Linked DNA regions of Homo sapiens: all the other regions are linked to region 1. Evidence: chromatin loops called from intact Hi-C (ENCODE). Cell type or tissue: PC-3. All regions are shown on one strand.

Region 1 (4,000 bases):
CAGGCGTGAGCCACCGCACCCGGCCAATAGCGTTTCTTAAAACCAGCAATTACAGCTAGCAAATATAAGTTTTAAAATATATATACCATTCACAATAGCAAAACAAAACAAAAATCTTTAGTAATTAGCCACCAAAATATAAAGACCTTTCTGGAGAAAAATTCAAAGGTCTATTAAAGACCATAGAGAAAAAATTGTATAAACCAAAGAGATATAATATGATCACAGATGGTATGATTTAATGTTGTGGAGAATTTCATTCTCAACAAATTAGTCAAACTCAGTGCAATTATAATTGAAATTACAATAGGATTTTTGTATATTTTCTACAACTCATATGGAAGAATTAAGTCTTGTTTTGATTTAAGAGTCAGGTTATTTTATTTTTATTTTTATTTTTTTTTGAGACGGAGTCTTGCTCTTGTTGTCCGGGATGGAATGCATGCAATGTCATGATCTCGGCTCACTACAACCTCTGCCTCCCGGGTTCAAGCGATTCTCCTGCTTCAGCCTCCCAAGTAGCTGGGATTACAGGTGCCCGCCATCATGCCCAGCTAATTTTGTTGTGCTTTTAGTAGAGATGGGGTTTCACCATGTTAGCCAGGATGGTCTCGAACTCCTGACCTCAGGTTATCTGCCCGCCTCGGCCTCCGAAAGTGCTGGGATTACAGGTGTGAGCCACTGTGCCCGGCCTTAAGTCAGTTTTTAAGAAGACGATCTGAATTAGAGGGCTCAATACACACTAAAAAGCCATAGCAATGAAAATGGTGAGGTCCTACACAGATACAAGAGCAAAGCTCAGTGGAACTAAACAGTTTAAATACACTCATATATATATGGGAGCCTGGTAGTCAATAGAGGTGGCATCATAAACTGGTGGGAAATAAATGGGTTAATAGTTGGGTTTGGAAAAACAAGTTCACTATTTGAAGAAAGAGCTGGATTTTTACTAAATACTGTAATAGAAGTAATCTCCAGATGGATCAAAGAACTAAATATGCAAGTTAAAACTATAAAGCTAATAGAAGAAAGTGCTGGAGAATATTTTTCTGAACTGAGGTGAAGAAACATTTATTAGACCCTCTAAAATAAACCATGTAGTAAAAAATTGATGCATATTACTACATCAAAATTAAGTATTTGTATTTATCAAATGACTTTATAATCAAAATGAACAGATTGGTAGAAGACATTGACAATGTCAAAGTCAACAAAAGATTACTAAGCAGAACATACAGGAAACTTTTGCAAGTAACCAAAACCTGGTTCCCAATCAGAAAACAGGCAAAGAATATTAATAGACAAGTCACAGAAAGGAAACCTGAATGGCTAATACATTTTTGAAGGGATGTCAAGTCTCACTGATAATTAGATAAATATTAAAACAACAATGAAATACCACTTTACACTCATTAAATAGGCAAAAAGTAGAACATGGAGATAATACCAATGAAAGCTAGGATTTGGGAAAATGGGAACACTCAGGCCCTATTGTTGAAAGTGCAGATTGGAGCAGCCATTCCATGGAGCAGAGGAAATATATAAGGATATTTATTGATAGAGTAATAGTAGCAGGAATTTGGAGACAACTTAGGTGTCCATCACTAGCAGAACAGATACATAAAAATATGGGGAAAAGCATACTCTGGAATACTTTGCAACATCTAAAGGCAATGAACCAAAAGTGCATAGAGTAGCATGAATAGAGTGTTAAAATTTGTACAGAAGTAAGCAGAAAAAAGTGTGAGATTTATAACATGATACTATTTATGCATATTATAATATATATTAAAGTGAATGTGGGTGGGAATGAATAGTTGAGGAATGGGAGTGAGGATCTGGGAAAAATATGATGAAGTAAAGTAGCATGGAGAGATGATGTATGCTGTGATGAAGGGGTATGAATTCTCCTGAGGGCTCAGGAACCTGGTGTGGGGAGGAGGTGAGGTAGAATAAAACCAGCCTTGCTTGCAGTCTTCTATATGATTTACAATATGTACTAGACTCTGTTGTCTTTTTTTTTTTTTATCATTTGTTAGGTTGATCGTTGAAGTGCTATATGGTAATTAGGCTATTGTTTTGATTTTCTTCTCTAACTTGTTACTCAGAACCACTGGCAAACCAGAGTAGGGAACTCCATTGTAAATTACAGAAAGGGACTTTAGGTCTTACCAGCAGATGTCACTGCTCCTTACATTTTGCCAGAAACATTAAAACTGGAAAAGACCAATCAATGCTCCAATAAAACAGATGAGAGATAAAGATTGATAGAGTTGCGGCTTTTGGTTAAAAAAAAAAAAAAGAGTTGAAAACAAACAATGAAAAAAACTTTAAGAGATTACCCTAGTTAGTAAACTGTTGACATTATGAAATGTCAGTGACAAGAAAAAAGTTTTCGCTGACTGAGTCAACAATGACTCCTAAACATGTTTGGACTTGTAACTCTTAACTACCTGAAATTGAAATGCGAAGCTCATTAAGTAGTAAAGGTGGCATCCAAAGTTATTTTATAGTATTTTAGATTAAAGCAACCAAATCCAAAACAAAAAATACATTATAAAATCAAAAGATAAAATGCAAATACATTCAAATTTCAAAACATATATGAGTTAAATAATTCAAATTTCAGTTAGAAAAAGCATAGCAAAAAATTGCAAAGTAAAATAACTTCTAAATGAAATTTCGATTTAGCAATCTTTTTTAGCAGGTCACTTCTATCCTCTTCTCTCTGATAAGTTAACAGCTTTATTCATTTGGGTAAAAGTGTGGGGAAATTTTAAACATTGCCTGAGAAAGTAAGGTGAGGGATAATGAAATTTTAAAAATAATTTTATATTAAAATTAAACTAAGGCCAGGTGTGGTGGCTCATGCCTGCAATTCCAGTACTTTGGGAGGAGGAGGCAGGAAAATTGCTTGGAGACCAGAAGTTTGAGATGAGCCTGAGCAACATAGTGAGACTCTATCTCTACAAAAAGTGAAAGAAAAAAAATCCACAAAGAACTACAGCGCCTGTAGTCCCAGCTATTTGGAGCGGGGCTGAAGTGGGAGGATCACTTGAGCCCTGGCGTTTGAGGCTGCAGTGAGCTATGATTGCACCGCTGCACTCCAGCCTGGGCAACAGAGTGAGACCGTATCTCAAAAAATAAATAAATAGACAAAATTAATTTAAACAAATTTAAAATAGAAGAATTCTTAACTCTGAAATACAGTACAATTATGAATAATAAACAGACCTATAATAAACAACAAATATGAAGACAATTAGCTGGGAAAATGAATAGCTGAATTAACATATTAACTTGATTCTTTAAAAAAACAATTTATATCAAGCTGTAATCAAGCAAACAAAAATATGTTCGTGTATTTAAAAACCATGGTTTAAAAGAGAGAATTAAAAGCTAAATGAATTCAGTTTAAAAGCAATATTGAAGTGCAAGTGTAACCAGTGGTGTGCTGGCAAAATGTTTAAAACTGGTTGGGGAGGAGGGAGGAGGTGAGCCTGATATATATTATTTGCTAATTTTTATGGTGTAAATACTTTTACCATGGCCAATTTCAAGCTACCATGACGTCAACCAACTTGCAAAAATTCCTCAAAATTTAACAACTGTTTTTTGCAACCTCTAATGAGCCAGCTCTAAACTATGTAGCACGCCCAGGAAGTATAATTCACATTAAGACATAGTATAGAGTTCTCTAAGTGACATTAGTTATTTTCTCACCTGTTTTGCTCACTATGAGCATTTGAATTTAAAGTATAAAAATCTGGCAGGAGCTACTTTATTAACATATCTATCTATAAAATAACTAGGTTCTTTATATTAGCTTCTTTACCTTAGGACTTCCAGTTTTTGTTGAGAATGACAATATTTTTCCATTAATTTAAACATGGCTGTATGTAATAACTGTGCAAGTTTTATTTGAGTAATAACACCCAGTTTGCTCTAAGAACCTAGTGAAAATGTCTTGTCACGTGCGATAGATTTGTGTCTATATTGG
Region 2 (4,000 bases), 110 kb after region 1:
TCGCTCTGTTGCCCAGGCTGGACTCAGTGGCACGATCTCTGCTCACTGCAACCTCTGCCTCCCAGGTTCAAGTGATTCTCCTGCCTCAGCCTCCCAAAATAGCTGAGACTACAGGCGTGTGCCACCACACCACACTAAAAATTTTAGTATTTTTATTAGAGACGGGGCTTCACCATATTGGCCAGGCTGGTCTCAAACTCCTGACCTTGTGATCTGCCTGCCTCGGCCTCCCAAAGTGCTGGGATTACACGGGTGAGCTATTATGCCCAGCCAATAGTGAGAAACTTTCTAAAAGCTGGGCGTCATGGTGCATATCTGTAATCCCAGCTACTGGGGAGGCTGAGGCAAGAAAATCCCTTGAGCCCAGGAGTTTGAGGCTGTAGTGAGCTAACATTGTTGCGTTGCACTCCAGTCTGGGTGACTATGAAATCCTGTCTCTTTTTTTTTTTTTTTTTTTTTTTTGTAAAGTAATGGAATTGTTAAGCAATGTTGAAATCAGTGATTATGAATTTAAAGTGAGGCCAGTTGGAGCAGCTGACTGTCTTTCTCTGGCCATTTTCAGTTGCTTTGGTGTAATTGCAGAATAGGAAAAGAGTTTAGTTTAACCAGGGTTGGGAAGTTGGGATTGCCATAGGTAAATGTCATAAAGGTAGATAGGGGCAAGCAAAGTGATTGTGTTTCAGGGGAAGTGGCTCTAGTGATAGATCATGGAACATAAGCTGAGTAAAGAGATCATGAGGACATGAGGTAGATGTAAGGCTTAGTGGTGGACAGTGGAAAAGTGGTGGGATCAATGGATAGAGGAAACAAATTTTAGAAGTGAAGAAGAAGAAAGATGGATGTCCAAAGTCTTGGATGCTTGAAATAAAGACCAGAGATAGTGAAATTATTGACAAGGTAGAGTGTGGTCTCATCTTTCTCTCCACAATTCAAATATATCAAATATGAGATATTGAAAGCACTAAGAGTAGTGATAGAGGTAGTAGTGAGAAAAAGACAGTGACCCAAGTTCTAAAATCAGTGAGGGAGGTGGCCAGGAGGTAGGTAGATGACTGCAACAAGGAATGTCTAATCTGTTTCTAATTATAGCCTACTGCTTGGGATTGATCTGTTGGAAAATCAGTAGTAATGAGGCTTGAATTTGTATATTATATACAAATATATAATATGGAAATGTATATATTATACTGTAATATACAAATGTATATATTCTCTCTACATATATATTATATATCTCCCTGTCAGTGGTATCATAGCCATGAGAGGAATGGCCTGAGCAAAGCACACAGCAATCTTGGCTCATTTACAGATTGCAATGGACAATTTACCAGCCAGTGAAGTGATCACCTTGTGGGCTAAGGTGGAGAAAAGATGTCTAACTAGGGGAAGGGAGTGGAATAAAAACCCTGTAGTTAATTTTGTACTTTGTACTTCTAGAAAGTATAAAGAAGCTTAAATAATCTTTTCAAAGGAAATCTTCAAAGGTGTACTCATTTGTTGTCTACTACTTGTTTGGGGGTTCCTCTTATAGGTTCCACTGTGAATCGCTATTCCTAAGTAGATGGGAACATCTGTAGAAAACTCTTTGTGCCTATGTCCAGATCATACTGTTCTGTGGGCAAAAACCTCGTGGCTTCTTTTCTAAAGCCCCCATTTTCAGACACCTATTGGAAATCTTAGGAGCAGTAATGTCAGTTTCTTCTCCCCAATACCACATGTTTACTTCTCCAGTTATCTCTGGTCAATGAAGACAAGCGCAGTCTTATTTCAGGGTCAAAGTACAGCCAATTTAGTACTGCTTGAAAAGTGGAATCCAAGGGCTGTCACCCTGGGCATCAATATAAAAATAAAATTGCTGCATTTAATTAGCTTCCACCACTGCAGGCTACTGCTGCTGCTTTCTCTCCCCCGCAAGATTCTACCACTTTTTCTTTCCCCAGGTGGATGTATCACGTTTAAACGTGAAAATTGCCCTGTTCTCTTCAGGAAACCAACCGTAGAACTAAACTCTACCTTTCTTGGACTTCATCTTTTCTAGAATTGCATACATCTTGTATCTTCTCTAGGGTCAGGCTGGAAAATCAAGACCACTTTATCCTTCCCCGATATCCAACTAATTCTAGGTCTCAATTAGGATAAGGTTTGGCTGCATATAATAAGAAAATCCAAAATAATAGTTACTTAAACAACTAAAAGTTTATTCCTTTTTCGTAAAGTCCAGAAGGAATTGAGGCCTCACATGATAGCTAAATGAATTTGTCAGAGATCTAGGCTCTTTCCAGCTCTCTACACTGCCATCTATAGGAGGTGGCCCTCATCTTTATGGTCCAACATAGTTGCTAGATCTTCAATCATCATCTTCACTCTAGGCAGTAGGAACAAAAACAGGTGTATTCCCCCTCTTTATTTTTGGAGATGGGGTCTTGCTCTGTTGCCCAGGCAGGAGTGCAGTGTAGTAATCATAGCTACTGCAGCCTCAAACTCCTGAGCTTAAGGGATCCTCCCACCTTAGCTTCCTGAGTAGCTAGGACTGCAGGCACTGTGTCTGGCTAAATTTAAAAAAAAAAAAAATTTTTAGAGACAAGATCTCACTATACTGCCCAGGCTGGTCTCACACTCCTGGGCTTAAGTGACATTCCTGCCTCAGTCTCCCTAGTAGCTGGGACTATAGGATTATGCCATCATGCCAGCTTATCCCCTCTTTTAAGAAGTCTTCCCAGACCTCCTGCATATCAGTGGCCAAAACCTAGTCACATGGTCACATCTAGCTGCAAAAGAGGCTAGAGAATATAGTCTTATAGCTGGGTAATAACATGCATGGTCAAATTTCAGCCTTCTTTTTTTTAAGGAGGAAGGGGAGGATGGTTAACTGGAAGCAACTATTTGTCCTGCCTTTTCCTCCTACTCAATACATAGACAACATAGCAAGAGATACTGTTGCCCTTTGAGAAGCCAAACAGAGTTTAGTATGGCTAAATTCACTAATTATTACTTTATGAATTAATCAGAAGGTATTCTTAAGAATTTAAAATCTTAAGTATTCTCACCACAAAAGTGATAAGAATGTGAGGTTATATATGTTAATTAGCTCAATTTAGCTATTTCACAATGTATATGTATTTCTTTTCTTTTTCTTTTTTTTTTTTTTTGAGATGGACTCTTGCTCTGTTGCCCAGGCTGGAGTGCAGTGGTGCGATCTCGGCTCATTGCAAGCTCCGCCTCCCGGGTTCACGCCATTCTTGTGCCTCAGCCTCCTGAGTAGCTGGGACTACAGGTGCCTGCCACCATGCCCCGCTCATTTTTTTTTTTTGTATTTTTAGTAGAGATGGGGTTTCGCCATGTTAGCCAGAATGGTCTTGATCTCGTGACCTCGTGATCCGCCCGCCTCAGCCTCCCAAAGTGCTGGGATTACAGGTGTGAGCCACCGTGCCCAGCCATGTATATGTATTTCAAAACATTGCATAAGATATATATGTACAATTTTTATTTGTCGATTTAAAAAAGAATGGAGACTTGAGGACATGGGGTGTTCTTAAACAGTAGTGTGACATTCAGTCTTATTTTAGAAGAATCCTATTTGGAGGCTGTGTGGGGAGAGCAGGTTGGAGTGGGGCAACTTTAAGAGGTTCATGGTAACCTTGGCAAGTACAGATTTGATGAAATGATGGGGGCGGGGTCAGGGAAAGGCAATTCCAAATCTTGGACTTTCAGATCATTGATTTTTTTCTAATGTCTTGTGATCTTTTTCTTTTACCCACTTCACCATTATGTGAACTACCTCAGAATTGCTTATTTTAAATATCCTGCTTTTTGACCATCATTTAAGAAAAAATATTTCCAACAAATCTACTTTAGCATCTCCACTTCAAAAAAGCCTTTACTCCCAAACACTGACCCTACCAGTTTTCATACACATCAACCATCTGCCCACATCCACCTCTGGTTCTTGCTTATACCCACTGTGACTTGCATGGACACTGTTAAATTTACATGTAGTATC
Region 3 (4,000 bases), 160 kb after region 1:
TTCGAGCTCCAGTCTGAGGCAACATATGTCCCTGTGATGTTGTTCTTTCATCTGTTCAATGACCAGCTCTGCCTCAATGCTCATATTCAATGGATTGCATTCTTCAGAACCGAGCCCTGAAAACACATGGGACTCATTGATCCTGCAGCAGGTTCTTTCAATAACACAGTGTGGCATCTGAGGAGGGACATCCAGTTTAACTAAGGAATGATTTTCAGCCTGAATTACCAGAGATGTGAACTAATAGGAAATAACAGAGGCCAAGAGAAGTCTTTTCTCTTTTCAAGCGTTAGGGCAAACAAGAAGAAATGAAGGTGAACAGATTCTTTCATGTACAGGCAGTGGAAAAAACCTTAATAGAATCCATCTCTTAGAATAGTAGGTGGTGGGGCGGCGGGGGTGGAAATTGTTGCTTATAGGTAGCTACCTCCTAATGCAAATGCTGCAAATTGAGGTAATAGCATGAGGTAGTTTGGTCAAACCAACCAGACTCCTACCCATCCAACAAATACTGAATGACGATGTGGCAGGAAAATGAACGGCCAGCATACTTGCTGCGATGCCCTGAGGAGTTAGCTTCATGGGTCACACTATCAACAACCCATCACTCAGCATTACAGAAGACTGCCTATTTCCTATGAATTTCCTAGAGTGTGGGTAGATCCCCATTTTATCTTATCAGCTATTATTGGCTAAAATTATCATATTTTAGCTATTATCAGCATAATTTTAGCATATTATCAGCTAAAATTTTAAAAAACAGGGCATAGGTTAGGAACCAGGATACAGGCAGTTGTGGGTAGAAATTCTTAACTCATGCATGAGCTCATCTCTGCAACTGCCCACGACGATGACTGAGAATGACACTGAAAATGTGAAGCATAAGTTGGGGGCTGAGCTTGTACACAGAAGAAAAGATTATGACTAATCTCTTAAGGCAGTGGGACCCAAAATAGCTTTGCATGTGGGGATACACAGGCAGATGGAAGAAAGGAACTTTTCTTGGGTATATGTCTAGCAGCTGCAACTGGCAGTCTTGCTTTGGGTCTTCTCTTCATATTTGATGGCATATTCCCAAATGAGAAGTAACACCCAGGGTGTGAGCCACACCACGATGGTACAGCTTCTTGTCCTCATGAGGAACAACCCCAACACTTGGCCATCTATGGAAAAGTCCATAACAGCTGCCGAGATATATCATATTATGAGATCCTCAGACTGGAATGAGCTAAGAATCAGAGGGGAGGTCTTAAGGCCTCTTTGTCTCCTCCTTCCCCAATCTGTTAATTATTCTGCAGTAAGAGGAGGAATAAACAACCTGTGTAAGAACGACACTCCTATCCCCAATAGCACTGGGGAAAGTTATTTATAACAGAATAACTGATTATGAGCTGTCTCTGAAATTTAAACTCAACACCCCCGAGAAAAGAGGTAGGCTATCAGGAGAGAGGAAAGGAGCTCATAGTTAATGCAGGAGGCTCCCAAACTCTGCCTTCCAAACTTGCCACTCAAAATCTTCCTCAAAGGCCAGGAGGCCAGCCCTTATTTATCTTCTTTGTTCTGCTGAGGCAATACAGACATTCAGCACAGCCCGTATAAGAAAACCAGCTATGGATTCTGTAGTATCTGGCTGGCCTGCTCTCCAAAACCATCTTCATATGAGTTACACACTCTCTTCGAAGAGGACAGCAATAGCTCAGTGTCTGAATTCTAACACTCCCAAGGCCTGGATTCCCAGATTTGCAGCCAGTTTTTTGTTTGTTTTGTTAACAAAGCAAATACCCTTGTGGTTTGATTCTTCCATTCCTTTGTTGACGCATATCAAAATCAGATGGAAATGTTCTCATAAAAACTTCAAGGACAAATGAAAAACGAGACCACAAGTGAAACAGCTCAAGAAAAGAGTATGGCCAAATTCTTTTTTTTTTTTTTCTTTTTTCAAGTTGCCAAAGCTTTGCAATTTTATATTGAACCACGTTTCTAAAAACAAGAGTAAAGGCTTTATCTACAGCCTGTCCGAATGTGTTTACCGTGTTCGGGCTCAATGCCACCGCTGTTAGCCTCAACTTCTTCTGACGGTGAGTTCTTCAACGGAAGCCTGAGCACTCTGCCTTGTGCACGATATTCTTCCAGCTCAGACTGGAGTTCATCTACTTGGTCTTGTAGTACCTGGGATTTAAAAACCAACACTGGTCTTAGATGTGACACCAAAAGCATAAGCAACAACAACAACAAAAAAGATAAATTGGATATCATCAAAACAAAATCTTTTGTGCTTCAAAGGACACTATCAAGAAAGTAGAAATGTTTTGCAAATTAAGTATCTGATAAGGGACTTGTAACTAGAATATATAAAGACTATTATAGCTCAATAATAAGACAATTTTAAAAATGGGCAAATGATCTGAATTGATATTTCTCTAATGATGATATACAGATGACTAATACATACATGTAAAAGATATTCAATATCATTACCTATCAGGGAAATACAAATCAAAGCCACAATAAGATACCATTTCACACTTACTAGGGTGGCTAGAATCAAAAAGACATACAATAACGACTGTTGGTGAAGAAGTGGAGCAATTGGAACTATCATACTAGTGGGAATATAAAACAGTGCAACCACTTTGCAAGAAGTTTAGCAGTTCCTAAAACGGTTAAACATAGGGTTACCATACAACCTAGCAATTCTACTCCTAGATATATGCCCATACAAAAACGTGCGCACAAATTTTCATAGCTGCGTTACTCATAATAGCCAAAATCCCCCAAATGTCCCTTAACCGGTGAATTAATAAACAAAATGTGGTATATCTACGCAATGGAATATTATTCAAGAAATGAAGAACTGATACACGCTACAACATGGATGAACTTTAAAAACATTATGTTAAATGAAGGAAGCCGGTCTCAAGGGCTAATATTGTAAGATTCCATTTATATGAAATGTATAGAATATGCAAATCTGTAGAGACACAAAGTACACTAATAATTGCCTAGAGCTAGGGGGCTTGGGAGAGATTATGGCTAAGTGGAGAAGGGGTTTCTTCCTGGGGTGATGAAAATGTTCTAAAATTGAATGCGGTGATGTTTGCACAATTCTGTCAATACAATAAAAGACTGAATTTATACCTTCAATGGGTAAAACATATAGTGTATAAAGCTGTTAAGAAAACAAGTGGATGAGGCTGGGTGGGCAGATCACCTGAGGTCAGGAGTTCAAGACCAGCCTGGCCAACATGGTGAAACCCTGTCTCTACTTAAAAAAAAAAAAAAAAAAAAAAAAAAAAATTAGGCGTTTGGCAGACACCTGCAATCCCAGCTACTCGGGAGGCTGAGGCAGGAGAACTGCTTGAACCCAGGAGGTGGAGGTTGCAGTGAGCTGCGATCACACCACCGTACTCCAGCCTGGGTGACAGAGCTAGATTCCGTCTTAAAAAAAGTAAGAAAGAAAACAAGTGGATGAACTGGGGGAATTTCTGAAGGTAGAGCTGACAGCTTTTACTGATGAATTCATTAAATGTAAAGACATTTAGAAAATACCTCTATTTAATTAGAACCAAGAGCTAAAATTTAATTATAAAAGCAGTAGAAATGTTTTCTTAACCATGTATGTATATTTCCTGAAAAGGAGGGCTGCAAGTAACTTCATAATATGATTGTTTTACTCATCTCTGCACAATTAAACTTTTTATCTAAGTAGCTGGAACTCAGTTATATTTGTCTCATTAAAATAAACACGTGTTTCTGGTTTAAGAAAAAAATTCAAATTCCTAACTTTAGGGGAATTTTTTTAAAATCAAAGATTCTTGTTACTTGTAAAAATGTTTCCATCTCTCCTGGCCGAAATTGGGAATGATTTACTAGCTAAGACTTGAGTGGTTTTCTGTTTCATTTGCATTTTATAAATAAATGGAGTAAAAAATGTATTCAGAAAAAAAAAAACCCACAGGACAAAACCAAATCACGTCAGATTAGATCTGCAATGATCAAT
Region 4 (4,000 bases), 170 kb after region 1:
AAAAACACAACAACAACAACAACAACACTATCTGGCCCTGTAAATAAACACAATTGTAAGAGTATTTCTCATGTCAATAATCTGGGGGTTAAAAACACGGAAAGTACTTAACAAAAGGCTCCTGGTTAAAAGGGCTAAAAAAAAAGTTACCTTTTATCTTTGAGACTTTGTGAACAGAAGTACCATTAAGAAGAAAGAAAATCAAATCACAGTTTCCAAAAAATAAAATTGAAAATTTTCAACCCTTCTCCAGTTTGTCATTTTTCTCAATTTTAGCTGCCACACCTTCAGGATCTCCTGGCTGTTCTCAATGCCCTCTTCCTGCCAGGTGTCCAGTATTCTCTCCACAGATGCATGGCCCATCCCATCATCCAGGCAGGAGAAGACCCGAAAGCCAATGGTACTTGTCATTGCTGATGAGGTTGTGGTACGTCGTCCACTCTCATCGAAAGACTGGAAGGAGGAAGAGACTTGAGTAAGCCTAGCTTGATTCCAGGCATTTCAACAAGATATTGGTCAGCCCTGACCACGATGGGTAGAAGGCATGTTTCTCTAATATACAGTGCCAGGAAAAAAGTCATGCAGCCTCTCTGATCTCTGTTCCCAACTGAGTCAAGCCTACGGAGCTTATCAAAACCAACTGTTTTGGTAGAGAGTTCTATGACATAGACGAGATATGTCCCTAATTAACACCAGGTTTCTTCTGACCCAGAGCTGACATGACAAGGCATAATTAGTGGTCTTTCCACTGTAATTTACGGTCATTTCTCAAACCCAACCTTTCCTTCCTAATGGTTAAGTCTTTCTAATTCTTCTTTTGCTTCCCTCTCTTTCCTTAGTATTTTGCTTCAGACAACAGATTAATTTATTAGACATTACTTAAATGGGTTCTAACTTTTATTCACAAAGAAAGCACTTCTGCTTATTTTTTACCTGCATGGAAAGGTGCCTTTTTAGTTGTCTATATGGAGTAGATGCTGATGGTGTAAGAGATTTTCCATTTTTAAACAAACCATAGAAAAAATCTTCTACACTCATTGTACCGTCAGGATCAAGATTATGGAATACTTCCTCGAGCATCTAGAAAAGAGTCATCACATATTTTAAATACTCCATTCAAGTATACAAGGCCCAAAGTATACTTCCGGCCAGTAGTAATCAGTACCATGGTTGGTCCCAGGACTCCAGAAATATAATTATGCCCCTTTATTCTCACTTTACTGGTTTCCCTTTCCAGTAATGATATGCCCTCCTCCTTCCCACAAACTAAATAAAAGTCAATTTCCAACATCTTCATAATCTTATGCAATTTAGCAATTAACTATATTCTCTTTTACTCACACTCCTACAATAGGCAGTCTTTAATGTTGTTACACATTATTCTTACAAATTTTAAAAAATACCTAAATAATATAAAGATACAAGCTTCCCAGTGTCATAACAGTAGAAAGTGGTTGGACATCTGTTACACTTTTATACTGTGGTGACCCTCAGTGATATTTTCTTTATGTTGAATTTTTGAAATTGGTAGGCTAGCACAGCAGAATTTGGTCTGGGACAGATTACAATGATCTGATTACAATTAAGATTTGGAATCTGAAATCCATAACTTGGGGTTTAGAACCTTACTTGTAACAATACTGAGTGTGTTGGCTTTTTGCTTTAATGTTTTAGCACAGGAAAAACAAAGACTTTATGTGTGTGCAATAGAAGGGTTCCAAGACATGTAAAGGCAAGGGAGTTTTGACTGGCTAGTCCGCACCCTCTGATGGTAATCAAATAGCCCCTATCCTGTAATAGGGAAGGGGAGATTGGGCTACAGCCCCATCTAGAGGCTTGCCTGGGAATGGCTGGTTCCCTAGCTCCACAGAGGAATGGGAAGGTGAATAGAGCAACGTGGATCATTGAAGCCACAGAACGAGGAGGAAAGGCAAAGCCCTCCCACTAGCAGTCAGATTCCTCTTTATTCTGGGGTTAAAATGTTTCTATAGGAACATGCCTCCAATGTACAAAATGGAAATCTCTTGGAGAGCTTGTTAAAATGAAGACTCTAATATGGTAAGTCTGGTGGTGTGGGGATTCAGATTTCGGCATTTCTAACAAGCTCCCAGTTAAGGCCCATGCCACTGAGCAGTAAGGAGACAGAATAAGCAACAAATTGCTCTTGTTGCATTTGAGCCTACAACTGGACTCATTCTAACACAGGCCTAAATTCTCTGCAACACATTCTCAAGCTTCTAATATTCCTTTTGTAAATCTGGACTACTGCTAGGATTTATACGATCTCACTATTGTTGATTTCATTCTTCATGTAAGGGCTTGAGGCAATTCTCTCATCTCAAATGCTTTTTTTTCCCCAATTCATACCCAACAGGAAACATTAGTTTCCATTCTTGCTTTCATACGACTTCCTCTGGAGGGAACTCTGAAACAAGAAAACCATTCTAAAGAGTGGAAACGTTTGCAAGAAGCAACAATTCCTAAAAGAGGATCAAATCAATGGAAAGATATTTGGGGCAAGATTCTGAGGTTGCCAAGATCCCTTAACTTTTCTATCCTGTTCTTATCAACCAAAATAATATTTTCCTGGAGGACAAGGCTTTCAGGACCTTTGTACCAGAAATTACTGTCAAGTCCAGGTGTGTTGACTGAAGTTAACAAGGTTAAAAGTTTGGCTCTAACATTAGATCCACACTGCTTGACCTTGTGACATTAGCCAAATCAGTGCACAGCTTCCAGACTGCCTAAAGACCTCGCACCTGGAAAGTCCTTCCAGTTATTTTAGATGGTGGAGTGGGCAAGTGATGAATAGAAGAGTGTGGATTCAGAAGACGGGGCCGGGGCTAGGCAGAAAACAATGCCGGTTAAATGGCCAACTGGGGCACGCTCTACACTTTGAGCAGGAGCTGTCTCTGGAACTGTGAGGACATTCTTATTCTTACATGGACCAGGTCTTTGGATAGCTGGTTTGCTGAAGTGTAAGTTGGAAAATAATCACAAACCCAAACACTCAAAGAGGCCCGGAAGATGATGTCAACGAATGAGGCAAGATGGGTTTAAGACATCAGAAAGTAGCGAGTGCTGGGAAACTGAACACAGGAGTGCATGTCCTCTCCAAAGGGGCTGGCTGCATCTTACTGCCCATAAAATGGAGCCAAATCTTTGGAGTTTTAGAAAAATCTCCTGATTTTTTTTTTCAATGTAGCAAAAAGTTCAATTTTAAAAACACTGGGCATGACAAGTAAAATAGGCTTGGGGCCAGATTCGGCATCGGGCATGCTGGTTTGCATCTCTGCCCTGTCATTGTTCTTGCTTTCGGAAAGGAGTGTGCTAGTTACAGGCATAAGACAGTGACTCTAGTTCCCCTTCATGAAAGCAGGGAACAGCCACGATTTCACTCTCTCTACCTATAAAATGAGAGGTGACTAAATCTAAAATGGCGTTCAGTTGTAAAATTTTAGGATTCCAAGTAAATGAGATCATCTTGAACTTCCAGCTCCTCTGTGGTTTAGAGCTAGTAATACTAAGTACTATAGAATTTCACTATTTTTCTTTAGCAGGAAAAACACTAAGTAAAAGTTATATTCTATGAGCAATCCTCTACTTGTCCTCAGGCCAGAGGAAAATAACTAAATGTGCTACTTCTTTTCCTGAGCTTTGGAAACCACCACAGAAGAACATGCAGCTCTCCACAAGTAGCTACAGTTTATTCCAAGAATTGGTTTTAGATAAATAATCCAAGTTTGTGCAATATTTTTTGGCAAAAACAACCCAAGGTTCTACATATTGCACTGATTTACAATTCAGGAGAATAAATTTAATTTTATGACTTAATAGTCACCAATGAAAAATAAATTACCACTGAGCCATTACAAAGGTAAACAAAGGGTATATAATGGTCAAAAATACAGGAAAGAAGGGGAAAACAACAAAAAAAATTTTCTGTAAGCTAGGCTACTTGAAAGCTTTTGAAAATAAATCAAAAGCTATTATTTGTTTA
Region 5 (4,000 bases), 130 kb after region 1:
AAACAGGACAACCAAAAGTTGCTGTCTACAGCTGAATTCAGACCCTCTCTTGGGGTTGTTATTCTTAGCTTTTAAGTATCTAAAGAACTAGGTTGGGCATTTTCTGCCCCCCACCCCACATGTTCATCTCAGTTTCCAGAGAGGCTATAACACTCTCCCAGAGGGTAGTACTTTCTGCTTGTCTCTTCAGTGGATGCGCAACTAATTTCTAAACACCAAGGCCACATCTGCCACCAGCAGGTGAAAAGGAGCAGGCTGTTTAAGTGGTCCTGGAATCTGGGGTCTAGATTCTAACTCAAAGTACATCTTTTTGGAGTCTAGCTGTAGCAATAAGATACTTGTTGAGGTTTTCATAAGCTGTTGGGAACAGGAAAGCTAAAGTTCCATTTATTATCCCCCTATTTTTTTAACCAATATCATTTTTCAATTTAAATAGGAATATTTCCTGTCTTGGGCAGAGAAAAATCTGTTGATTCACAGGGACCTAAAGCATGTGAATGGACATGCTTTAGGTCTATGTGAATCAATAGATTTTTTTTGATCTTTAAAATCTTAGGTCCATGTAAATCATGTTAGCAAAGATTTACACTTTTAAATTGTGGACAAACATGCCTTAAACAGAGCTTTGGAAAAAATACAGAGTTCGTATTTTTTGGGGTGATATGAGGGATAGCAAATCCTAAGTTCTTACAGACATTTATAATAGAATTTGCCTTTATTAGACAACATAAGTTAACGAGTTAATGGCAATAAAGGGATGTAAAACTGGAGTTAAAGCTGGAATGTGAGGTGGGTGAACAGAGATGACCGGGTAGGCTCACTTGTTCTTTGAGCTGATTCACTTTCTCTTGAAGAAGCCTTTTCACTAGTTTCAGTTTCTGTTCAACTTCTATCATTCGTTCCTCCATGACAGTTACCAGTTGTTCCTGGTTTCCCTGAAGGGAAGAAAAGTATATTATTCGAAAATCATGTCACACTGAAAACACTGGTTTATTTTCCCCACAAGATGCCTAGAGAAAGGACAGCAAATGTTTTGCCTTTGTAACAGGAAGGATGGATTTCTCATGAAATGAGAGTTTTGAGCCCTGCATGGATTGCATATGTCAGAAAAGTAACCCTATCAGATAAAGGATCAGACTGAAAAATCAAAAGAATCTTACCTGTGTTACCATCATCCCCCTGATATAAAGCAAAATTCTGAAAACCCATAATTTAATACCTGTGAGTACCTCTAGTAAAATGGACATCCAAGGTAACTTGGAAGATCGCTATCAACCTCCCATCTGTGATCTGGGTCTCTGCAATGTTATGGGCCTCTCAACAACAAAACAAGCACTGAATATATTCAGGGTTTCCTAACATAACCAATCAGCTTGCAATATGCATGTCTGTTTTTCCTTTGAAGTGGCTGATGACTGTGAGGGTGGTAAGTTTCTTTCTTCATAATAGCCTCTTCCTGCCAATTTTTCTAGTCATCTGTTTCCCACTTGTAAATGTGAAGCACACATCTGGATTGGAGGATGGGTTTACTATCAGAGCAGATTGAAAATGAAAAATCTCCTGTTCTCACACAACGGTGATGGGTTAAGGAGTAAGTGAGTTTTGGAGAGGAGAGAGACCTAGAGAGATTAGAATGCAATTGACTTATTAGAATGCAACCCCCATCCCTCTGCAGTCCACCAAAATGTCCCCATAAGGAATTTCAGATTTCATAAAGGTATTAACAGCTGATGGTAGTTAAGATATACTTTAAAAGACATGCAGAATGACTAAACATGAGTCAAAGGCTACCATCTGTTTAGATACTAAGTAGTAACACTTAATCATAAAAGAAACCCTAAATCATGTAGTAACTATCCGGAGGATAAAAATTGTAATAGGCAAAGGTCTAATGCAGGAAGTAAGTTACAAAAAATTGGGCCTGGAGGACATCTAGCTTTTAAAAAGGCCTATATTTAAAAAAAAATAATAGCTTTTTAAAGTTCAAACATAAATACAAAATGATGTCTATTTGCCCAACAAAGCAAAACAAAAAAAAAGATAATTCAAAGAACATAGAGTTGGCAAAAGAGTGGAAAAACAGGAAAAACAAAGGCAGTCATATACTTAAAATTTATTTTATTGTTTCATCAAAAATTTCCTGTCAAAAAGATTTGTACATCTTATACAAAACAGTATAAATACCCCTGGTTTTCTTCAAATTCCATATATAAAAGTAGTACCTTTGGTTAAAAATAGTTACAACATATGGAATGAGAAAATATATAGACTACATCCTTTCAAGAATCTTAAATCCACACTCTTTAAAGGGTATAAATAAAATGATTTGTAACAAGCTGATGTTTGTGAATTTGATTCACAAGATCTGTCATTTCTACATAAATAAATAAGAGACATAATACTGCAAAGGTTTAACAGTAAAAATAATAAAATAATTTAAAAGAGCACTTAATTCCAACATATCTTAGCTTATGTCTCTGTGTGTGGTGTGTGTGCATGGGTGGGTGTGTGCATCTGTCTGCCATGGTAAGAAATGCCATCAATAGCAGCCCAGTTTTCACAGGTGCCCAATCCTTCTGTAGGAATCTGCGTGCACTGCTCGCTGCTCCGGTAGCAAGGCCTAGAGAAAGAAGGCAAGTAGTACACTTCACCCTCATGTCAGGATGAGTTTTTAGGGGGAGTCTAAATTCACACATCTACAATGCAAACAATTTTTAAAAGCACACACATTAACACTACATAGGCAAGCAAAGCAACACAAAATGCAGAAGAGATCACATCACTCCACACACAGAAACGTGCAGATTTAACAATATTCTGCATTCTTAAAATTAGTGTCAGCTCAGCAGCGGGAAATGGGAGAGCCTGCAGTAGCATTCTGGTGAGAGTAATAAGCCGTCCACTCTGTCATCTGGTTGGAGGATTTTTTTTTTCTTTCAAAAATCTTAGTTTTTGTCTAATCCTGAAGGAATTGGAGGAAAAGGATATTTTTTTTAACATTGGTGGGTGGGTTGGAAACAGCAGGCTTTGAAAATAGGGTGTAAGAGAGCAATGAGAAGAATCTTGGCGGATCATTTGGTTAGAAGGTCCACTAAAAACTGAGATCAAAGTTTTGTAGTTCAATTATATACTGGAGAGTTAAAGCATCTAACACTCTACCATCACAATTTAAGAACTTTAATACTGGGAAGTTGAAGAGGTATGTATAAAGCTTCCAAAAACAGATTTTAAAGCTCATAAAACAAAAACCTTCTAAAGTTTATTAGAAATACAGCATAGGTACATATGTAGAGGGAAAAGTTTATTAGAACTGACAAGTGGTAGGAGTACTTCGTAATTAAACATAGATGGATAGTAGAAGAAACAGAACTGTTCCTATGTAGAGTTCCAGAGCTAATGTGACTGCAAAGCCACTTTGAGGGGATTCAAATAAGAGATAGGAAATTCCTTGTCAAGCATTAACTGAGTGGCAAGGTATCTGAACACACAAGCGCATGCAAACCAGAAAGGATTAATGTAGAATTCCACAAAGAAGGACTTTTTATTTTATTCCTAGTTCTGAATTAACTAAATAGGCAAGCTGCAAGAGTTAAACTTCTGAGAAAGGATGATGAATGAAGCATTAAAGAGAAATAACTCTGAATACTTGAAAACCTAAGTAATATAAGATTGGATGTGGTGGTGAGCTGGGATCATGCTAATGCAAACAATGAAAAGATTTTTATTTTCTTAAATAGTTTTATGAACTATGTCAACTAGAAAGATGTCACTGACTATACACTCTATTTGTTGTGAAAAGTCATCACTTGTGATTTTCATGGGATGCAGCAGGCTGCACGGCTCTGGCACAGGAAAGCTCAGTGTACTTTGTTAGTAGCGCATATCCTAGCAACATTTAAATTCTGTAATATTTTTGGCATGGGATGGGAACATCAGGCCAATTGTGCGCTGTGTTTAAGTGATCCTGATACTTCATCGTTTATTACAAATGGGCAAATCG
Region 6 (4,000 bases), 52 kb after region 1:
TAAATATTTTCCTTGATTTTTGGACTTATTTTGCCTCTTTCACTCCCATATTTTACTAGTTCTGAAACGAAGGTGTTTTTTATAATCAAGAGAGTAAATCTGTTAGCCACTAGGCAGCAAATACAGATGTATTATCATTGCTGGTGCATGTTCTAACACAGTCCTAGGAAGACAGTATGTGGTTCATACTATTATTAATCCTCATTATTTGTAACAGTTGCACCCCAGACAAAATTTTAACATAAATTTGAATCCCTGTGCCTGAAAGGTACAAGGATACAGCATTTAAATGAAAAGTTAGTGTGTTAACAGAAGACTGCCAGTCAACCCAAGGCCCTAACTGCCAAATTTAGAATATCTCAGAATGGTCAAAATAAGAAAGACTGGGTGACCATTGAGGTGTGAAGGAGTACCATGCCAGAGCAAAACATCTACTAGTCAAAAGTTCCCAGCTGACTTTGAAGAGCTTTTAAAATTACAGTTGGCTGGAAACTAAGGCAAAATGAAAACATCAAGTTTACCTTTAAAGAAAGGCAAATGAAACAGACCCCAGTGACAAAAGGTAATTTAGAAGAAACTTTAAAATTAAGGTAAATGCTTCAATTCAAACTCAGATTCTAAAGAAGGATATGTAAGTGTATGGATAAATACGGGTTATTGGCATGTGGTTTAAGAAACTGTTTTTATTTAAATACAACATACAATGCATATGCATAAGGCTAGTCACTGCAGCAACATCTATAGTTGCAAAAGGCTAGAAATCAACCAAATGTCCAATAATAGCAAACTGGATGATTACACTATTACACGCACAGAACAGAGTACTATATTATATAGCTGTAAACATGAATGAAGATGATTTCTATTTATTGCCCTGGAATAATATTCGGGATGTATTATGTGAAAAAAGAGTCTGGACAGTACACCACCATATATACATATATGTAGTAGCCAGCCAGTAAGGTGAACCTGGGCCCCAATTATCCCTGTCCTCCTGGGATTCACACCCTTGTCTGTGTGACCAATAGTTTATGGCAGAAAGGATGGTGTGTGACTTCTGAGATTAGGATATAAAAGACCGTGCAGCTTCTGCCTTGGTCAAGTGTACTTGCTCTCTCATCACTCACCCTGGGGGAAACCAGATACCATATCATGAGAAGCCCATGAGTGAGGAATTGAGGCCTTCAGCCAGAACTGAAGCCTCCTGTTAACAGCCTTGTGAGTGAACTTAGAAGCGGATCTTTTGGCCGGGCGCAGTGGCTCACACCTGTAATCCCAGCACTTTGGGAGGCCAAGGTGGATGGACCACCTGATGTCAGAAGTTTGAGACCAGCCGGGCCAAGACGACAAAACCCTATCTCTACTAAAATTACAAATAATTAGCTGGGCGTGGCGGCACATGCCTGTAGTCCCAGCTACTCAGGAGGCTGAGGCAGGAGAACACTTGAACCTGGGAGATGGAGGATGCAGTGAGCCGAGAGCGCGCCACTGCACTCAAGCCTGAGCAACAGAGAGAGACTCTGTCTCCAAAAAAAAAAAAAGAAAGAAAGAAATGGATCTTTCAGCCAGAGCGAAGCTTCGGATAACTGCAGCCCCAGCTGACGTGTGTGAACTCCAACTTCATGAGAGATCCTGAGTCAGAATGACCTGGCTAAGCCGCTTCCAAAATCCTGAACCACAGAAACTGAGATAATAAATGTTTATTGTTTTATGCCAATGAGTTTGGAAGTAATGTGTTTTACAGCTACAGAAACCTAACACAATACATATGAAAGAGAATAATATGAATACATATTTTACATATATATGTAATTTGTATCTATTTTCATAAAGTGTTGCAATGAAATATGTAACAAAAATTAATAAAATTGGGTATTTACAGGGGGAGGAAGGAAATGGGGTGGAAGAGGACAGGGGTAGAATTAATTTTCTAAATGCATTCTGTTTTATCATTTTGATTTTGCAACCTTTTAAATATCCTATGTAACTTACAACAAAATTAAATCAAAATTTAGAAAAAGCAATCCCTAAAAAGTGAAAACAAAATGAAGTAAACAAATCTAAGAGTACATGAAGCAGCTAAAGCATACTTCAGAAAAATTAATTCAAAGTGAATTTTATGTATTACTTATTTATTGTTATTTATTTTTGAGACAGGGTCTCACTCTGTCACCCAGGCTGGAGTGCAGTGGCACAATTACGGCTCACTGCAGTCTCAACCTCCTGGGCTCAAGCAATCCTCCCACCTCAGCCTCCCAAGTAGGTGTGACTATGGGCATGCACCACCAAGCCTGGCTAATTTCTTTTATTATTTTTTGTAAAGACAGGGTCTCACTATGTTGCCCAGGCTGGTCTCAAAACCCTTAGACTCAAGCATTCCTCCCATCACAGCCTCCCAGTGTGCTAGGATTACAGGCATGCGCCCCTGTGCCCGGCCCAAAGAGAATAAATTGTACTTCCTCATCGGGAAATATCCTAAATTTAAAAAATAAACTACAAAGAAATCTTCTGTTTTATTCAGTAATCATATTGTCGATGATACTATTTTTAAAGCTAGTTATGCTACAGATAAAGCAAATGAATAGTTACATAATTGTCAACAGGAACCAAGATTTTCAGTATGAGAAAAAAATAAAAACCTAAGGCAAAAAGAAGGTAGTTCAATGTGAATGTACTTACTGCCAACAAACTGTACACTTAAAAATGGTTAAGATGGTAAATGTTGTTATGTGTATTTTATCACAATTAAACATTTTTTTAAAAAGCTAAAAGTAAAAACTTGGAAATCTTAAACTGCCAACAGTATGAACTCATAATGAATTTCTATTTCCAGAAAGCAACAAAACATATTTCCCAGATATGTCCATTGAAAAGGTCTACAAGCATTAATCCACCAAATAGCAATGAGTACAAGAGTGCAATCCCTGAATACTATTTCCCCATCGAAAGGAACCAGGGATCCTTAGAATGGTTGAGTACAGGACTGAGGCAGAAAATGCACAATATGAGCCTGGAACATCTAGTCACATTAGAAAGCAAAGAGAAATAAAAAGGAACCAACATTGAAAGGGCTCCTGCCACCAAAGCAGCAGCAATTTAAACATCAAAAGGAATTACCACACCAATAATTAAAACTAAGTATAAAAATCTTAAAATCAACCAGCTCATCTTGGAGAAACGGCTTCTGGGTCAGGGAAAATACATGATAATATGGAACATGAGAAAAACATCAGACTTTTGAAATTGAAAAAAAAGGCTGGGCACAGTGGCTCACGCCTATAATCCCAACACTTTGGGAGGCCAAGGCGGGTGCATCACCTGAGGTCAAGAGTTCAAGACCTGCCTGGCCAACATGGCGAAACTCCATCTCTACTGAATATACAAAAATTAGCCAGGCGTGGTGGCACGTGGCAGTGATCCCAGCTATTCAGGAGGCTGAGGCAGGAGAACTGCTTGAACCCGGGAGGTGGAGGTTGCAATGAGCCAAGATTGTGCCACTGCACTCCAGCCTGGGTGACAGAGGGAGACGTCTAAAAAAAAAGAAATTGAAAAAAAAATGAATTGAAATTGAGGTACAATCTACAAAACATTCTGTACTCCTCAAAACTGTCAAGGTCATAAAAAACAAAAGACTGAGAAACTAGCATAGATTAAATAAGACTAAAGACATACAACAATGAAATGCAATGCAGTACACTCTGGAATGAATCCTAGAACAGAAAATAAACATTAATAAAAAAATGATAAAATCCAAATAAAGCTTGGCGTTAAAAATCCATGAGTTCATGGTTACTTTTGTAGGTGGCTAGGGTATCAATTCATCATTCTGAAATAGCAAACAAAGGAAAAGATCTAGCATTCAACCCTTCTTTCCTATATGAACAGCAACCAAATAATTGATAAAGTCCTTAATTATAATATTCCAACTAATAAAGAAGAAATGACAGAATTCAAGTATCAAAATTTGCAACACTTAGACATACTTTGGAGATATTTCAGG
Region 7 (4,000 bases), 57 kb before region 1:
GCAGTTTGCTTTCACATGATTGCAACAGCACTGTCATTGTACTACCTCAGGGATATTTAAAGACTTCTGTTCTATGATAGAGTATCATTCCAGAGGGACCTTTGTTTCCTTGATATCCAGTAGAATATCATGGTAGTCTTTTATCTTGATAACATTATGCAAATTGCACCTTGTGAGCAGGAAGTAGCAACCACCCTACATACTTTAAAAAATACCACTAATACCAGAGAACGAGAGATAAACCCAGTTCAGGAACCTGACACATTAGTGACATTTCTAACAAGGAAGTAGTGCTCTACCTTGTATCATCCACCTTAAAGATGCACAGTGTTTGTTTGGCCTGTTTGTATTTTGAGACAATGTACTGCATTTGCTACTCTTTGACCCATGTAACCTGTATGACTGCCACCTTGTTCATATCACTTGGAACTACATAATGTACTACAGAGAAGGCTATGATGCAAGCTGCCCTGACACTTAGGCTTTAGGATTCAGCAGACCCAATGGTAAACAGGAAACTGTATGGAGTCTCTTGCAACCCCAGTAGGAGAATCCCAATGCAGACCCCTAGGATTTTGGTATAAGAATATGCTGTTGGCCAGGCGCGGTGGCTCACGCCTGTAATCCCAGCATTTAGGGAGGCCGAGGCAGGAGGATCACGAGGTCAGGAGATTGAGATCACGGTGAAACCCCATCTCTCTAAAAATACAAAAAATTAGCTGGGTGCGGTGGCGAGTGCCTGTAGTCCCAGCTACTTGGGAAGCTGAGGCAGGAGAATGGCATGAACCCAGGAGGCAGAGCTTGTAGTGAGCCGAGATCGCGCCACTGCACTCCAGCCTGGGCGACAGAGCGAGATTCCGTCTCAAAAAAAAAAAAAAAAAAAAAAAAAAAAAAAAAAAAAAAAAAGAATATGCTGTTATCTGCTGACAGCTATTGTCTGTTTGAAAGGCAACTCTTGATTTACTTCTAGGTCTTAGTAGAGGCTAGACTCCTGACCACAGGATACTAAGTAACTATGTGACATTAACTGCTCTTTAGAAATTGGGAGTTACCCTGCATGTTCTCACTCATAAGTGAGAGTTGAACAATGAGAACACGTGGACACAGGGAGGGGAACATCACACACCGGGGGCCTGTGGTGTCGGGGGGAGGGGGTTGGGGGCAAGGGGAGAGAGAGCACTAGGACAAATACCTAATGCATACGGGACTTAAAACCTAAATGACAGGTTGATAGGTGCAGCAAACTACCATGGCATATGTATACCTGTGTAACAAACCTGCACATTCTGTACAGGTATCCCAGAACTTAAAGTAAAATTAAAAAAATAAAAGAAAATAAAAGAAATTGGATGTTACCTAATTTACTGGATCGTAAGTTGAACATGGGCAGCAGAATTCCGTTGTCAAATGGAAGAGTATACACTGAGGTGGCCTGAGATGATCTGGAAGACACAAGTAAATCATATGGAACAAATGTCCATTGGACCTGCCCTTACTTCTTTGCCACCTGTTTTTTTTTCAACCCATTATCTATAGGCTCATAGCCATTTAGCAGGGGAAGAAAAAGTTTAGGCTTGGTTTATTAATGGTCTGCATAATATGCTAGCACCAACTTGAAGCAGAGAGCCACAGAATTCTGTGCCCACACCATAATGGGGTGGCCCTGAAAGATAGGAGGAGAAATTCTCCCAGTGGATATAACTTTGAACAATACATCTGGTTGTCCTCTTTTTTAGGAAGAAGAGCTGATCTGAGGTATGGATCTGTACTGATTCATGCACAGTAGCTAATAGGTTGGTCAATTACTTGGAAGGAAGAAGATTTGAGATAAGGAAGTCAGTGGGAGAAGTATTATGGATGGATTCTTAAAATTGCCCAGAATGTGAAAATAACTGTGAACTACAATACTGCCCAGCAGAGGGCATCCATCTCGATAGTTATACAAGAAGATCTGTTCTCCAGGTGTCAATCAGCCTCTTTACACAGTCACTCTAGTGCTTGCTCAGTGTGCCTACGTGACAATAGGAATGTAAGCTAACATTAGATTCAACAATGTAGACTTCTACTTGCCAAGGATAATTCAGTTACTGCCACTATGGAGTGATTAATCTGCTTATAGCAGAGGCCATTGCAGAGATCCCAGTATGATACTGTTCCCTTGACAGATAAGTCAACCATCTGGTGGCAGTTTAATTTCACTAGATTCCTTTCATTATAGAGGGAAGAGTGACCTGTCATCATGGGAATAGATACATATTCTAGGTAGAGGTTTACCTTCCCTGCTTGGAAAGCTTCTATTAGTGCCACAATTCATGGGCTTATGGAATGCCTTGTTTTATCACCATGTATCACAAATATCTTTGAGCAAGAAAGTAATTTTATTATGAGAGAAGTGTGGCAGCAGAGTCATGCCCATGGAATTAACTGATCTTACCCATCACTCAGGAACAGCTAGTTTGATAGGATAGAGGAAAGTATGCAGAAGGATCAATCGTGGTGCTGGCTGAGAGAAAACCCCTGTAAGGATGTAGTATAGGACTCAACCCAGTCACCATTATATGTTGTCATCTACTCAATATTCAGAATGCATGGGCCTGTGAACCAAGAGGCAGAGGTAGGAGTGGCTCTTCTATTATTCCTAATAACTCTCTTGAAAGTTTTTTTCTCTACAACTTTGTCTCTATTATATTGTCCCTATAGGATTGGACTTGGTGAGTTTGGAGGCCCTAGTGCCCAAGGGATTGATACTTTCCCCAGATGACATGGTCACAATTCTATTTAACGGGAAGCTGAAACTGCCATCTGGCTATTTTGGAGTCTTCAGATCACTAAATCAACAGTTAGAGAAGGGGGTCATTGTACTGGTTGGGGTGATTGATTCTAACTACCATGGGGAAATTGGTTATTGCTCCGCAAAGGAAACAAGGAAGACTATGTCTGGAATCCCAGGTATTCACTAGGGTGTCTCTTAGTATTCACATCTCTAATATTACTGGACAGTGGGAAACTGAAGCAACCCAATGAAGATGAGAGCACTAAGGACTTGGATCCTCTGAGACTAAGGTTGGGTGACCCCACCAGATGAGGTATGAGTTAAGGGTTATGGGAAAGTGGAAGCCATGATGATCACTTTGGCCCTTGGGCCCAATAACTACCCTCTTTTCTCTGTCCTTACTATCAGAACCACAATTTTGTTGACCTCTTCCAAGTGGCTATGTCCATCAGGGGAGACTGAGACACTCCCCCGTCTTAGGGAATAAATCTTGATTGGTCTAGCCTCATTTTTCTTATTAAAGGAATGGTTTAGGCTTGGACAATTCTGGACAATGACACAGGAGGAAAAGTCTGCTGGAGTGCTTCTAGGAAGGTTTTCCTTGCTATTAACAGGGTACACAAGACACAGACATGACTTATTCTGTCTCTAGGCATGGATGTCTGCTTCTGATGTGACTAGAATGGCAACTGCCATTTTGAAAACATAAGAGGAGCCAGCATTAGAAAATAAGGTGGCTGGGCGATGGTGGCTCACACTTGTAATCTCAGAGCTTTGGGAGGCTGAGGTGGGAGGATTGCTTGAGCTCGGGAGTTTGAGACCAGCCTGGGGAACATAGTGAGAACTCATCTCTACTGAAAGTTGGGAAAAAATTAGCCAGGCATGGTGGCATGACGCTATAAATGCAGCTACTCAGAAGGCTGAAGCAGGAGGATTGCATGAGCCTGGGAGATGGATGCTGCAATGAGCTATGATTGTACCACTGCACTCCAGCCTGAGTGACAGAGTGAGACCCACTCTCAAAAAAAAAAAAAAAAAAAAAAAAAAGAAGCCAACTATAATGTAACAGGTCCCTCACCAGATTACTGAAGGGTGTGTGTCCACTGCTTGAACTCGGAAGGCCAGGCTGTGAGCCAAGGCCATGATGTCCAGCCAAGGAACAGGTGTTTCTGAGAACCCAAACATCATGGAGAGTATCTGGGAACCTACTAAGAAAAACAGTCTCAT

The links. Peaks named below come from ENCODE experiments on the same cell type or tissue, not always from the same donor. Only the 100,000 strongest peaks of a DNase experiment are listed, where the experiment ranks them.
Region 2: it touches region 1 in a loop (2.4-fold over the local background); 52 of 110 quality-filtered maps call a loop at or near these places.
Region 3: a loop joins it to region 1, with 5 times the contacts of the local background. A loop is called at or near these places in 87 of 110 quality-filtered maps.
Region 4: it touches region 1 in a loop (8-fold over the local background); 89 of 110 quality-filtered maps call a loop at or near these places.
Region 5: a loop joins it to region 1, with 8 times the contacts of the local background. A loop is called at or near these places in 51 of 110 quality-filtered maps.
Region 6: a loop joins it to region 1, with 2.6 times the contacts of the local background. A loop is called at or near these places in 11 of 110 quality-filtered maps.
Region 7: a loop joins it to region 1, with 4 times the contacts of the local background. A loop is called at or near these places in 5 of 110 quality-filtered maps.

What each region holds. Positions count from the first base shown.
Region 1 is chr14:50,597,970-50,601,969 of GRCh38, forward strand. The region is part of intron 6 of ATL1 (atlastin GTPase 1); the gene reads left to right. Among named protein-coding and RNA genes, the nearest start is that of ATL1, 40 kb to the left of the region's middle. In PC-3, a CTCF peak has its summit at 2,176 (motif pointing right); DNase peaks (open chromatin) are centred at 2,292 and 3,592; H3K4me3 peaks cover 988 bases; H3K27ac peaks cover 1,502 bases.
Region 2 is chr14:50,712,361-50,716,360 of GRCh38, forward strand. No RefSeq gene overlaps it. Among named protein-coding and RNA genes, the nearest start is that of SAV1, 46 kb to the left of the region's middle. In PC-3, a CTCF peak has its summit at 2,299 (motif pointing left); a DNase peak (open chromatin) is centred at 2,291.
Region 3 is chr14:50,761,796-50,765,795 of GRCh38, forward strand. It overlaps NIN (ninein), which reads right to left. Exons shown (of 31, transcript NM_020921.4): 15 at 2,031-2,169; 16 at 1-116. Among named protein-coding and RNA genes, the nearest start is that of NIN, 67 kb to the right of the region's middle. In PC-3, no CTCF peak of the experiment used is centred here; DNase peaks (open chromatin) are centred at 866 and 1,766; H3K4me3 peaks cover 1,356 bases; H3K27ac peaks cover 2,610 bases.
Region 4 is chr14:50,772,016-50,776,015 of GRCh38, forward strand. NIN (ninein) reads right to left here. Exons shown (of 31, transcript NM_020921.4): 8 at 934-1,080; 9 at 286-453. Among named protein-coding and RNA genes, the nearest start is that of NIN, 57 kb to the right of the region's middle. In PC-3, a CTCF peak has its summit at 1,819 (motif pointing left); DNase peaks (open chromatin) are centred at 1,826 and 3,496; H3K4me3 peaks cover 788 bases; H3K27ac peaks cover 1,619 bases.
Region 5 is chr14:50,725,132-50,729,131 of GRCh38, forward strand. NIN (ninein) reads right to left here. Exons shown (of 31, transcript NM_020921.4): 30 at 822-935. Among named protein-coding and RNA genes, the nearest start is that of SAV1, 59 kb to the left of the region's middle. In PC-3, no CTCF peak of the experiment used is centred here; a DNase peak (open chromatin) is centred at 1,790; H3K27ac peaks cover 1,643 bases.
Region 6 is chr14:50,649,495-50,653,494 of GRCh38, forward strand. The region is part of intron 2 of SAV1 (salvador family WW domain containing protein 1); the gene reads right to left. Among named protein-coding and RNA genes, the nearest start is that of SAV1, 17 kb to the right of the region's middle. In PC-3, no CTCF peak of the experiment used is centred here; a DNase peak (open chromatin) is centred at 1,627; H3K4me3 peaks cover 355 bases; H3K27ac peaks cover 1,671 bases.
Region 7 is chr14:50,541,143-50,545,142 of GRCh38, forward strand. It overlaps a transcript of MAP4K5 not described here and a transcript of ATL1 not described here. Among named protein-coding and RNA genes, the nearest start is that of MAP4K5, 11 kb to the left of the region's middle. In PC-3, a CTCF peak has its summit at 1,913 (motif pointing right); a DNase peak (open chromatin) is centred at 1,979.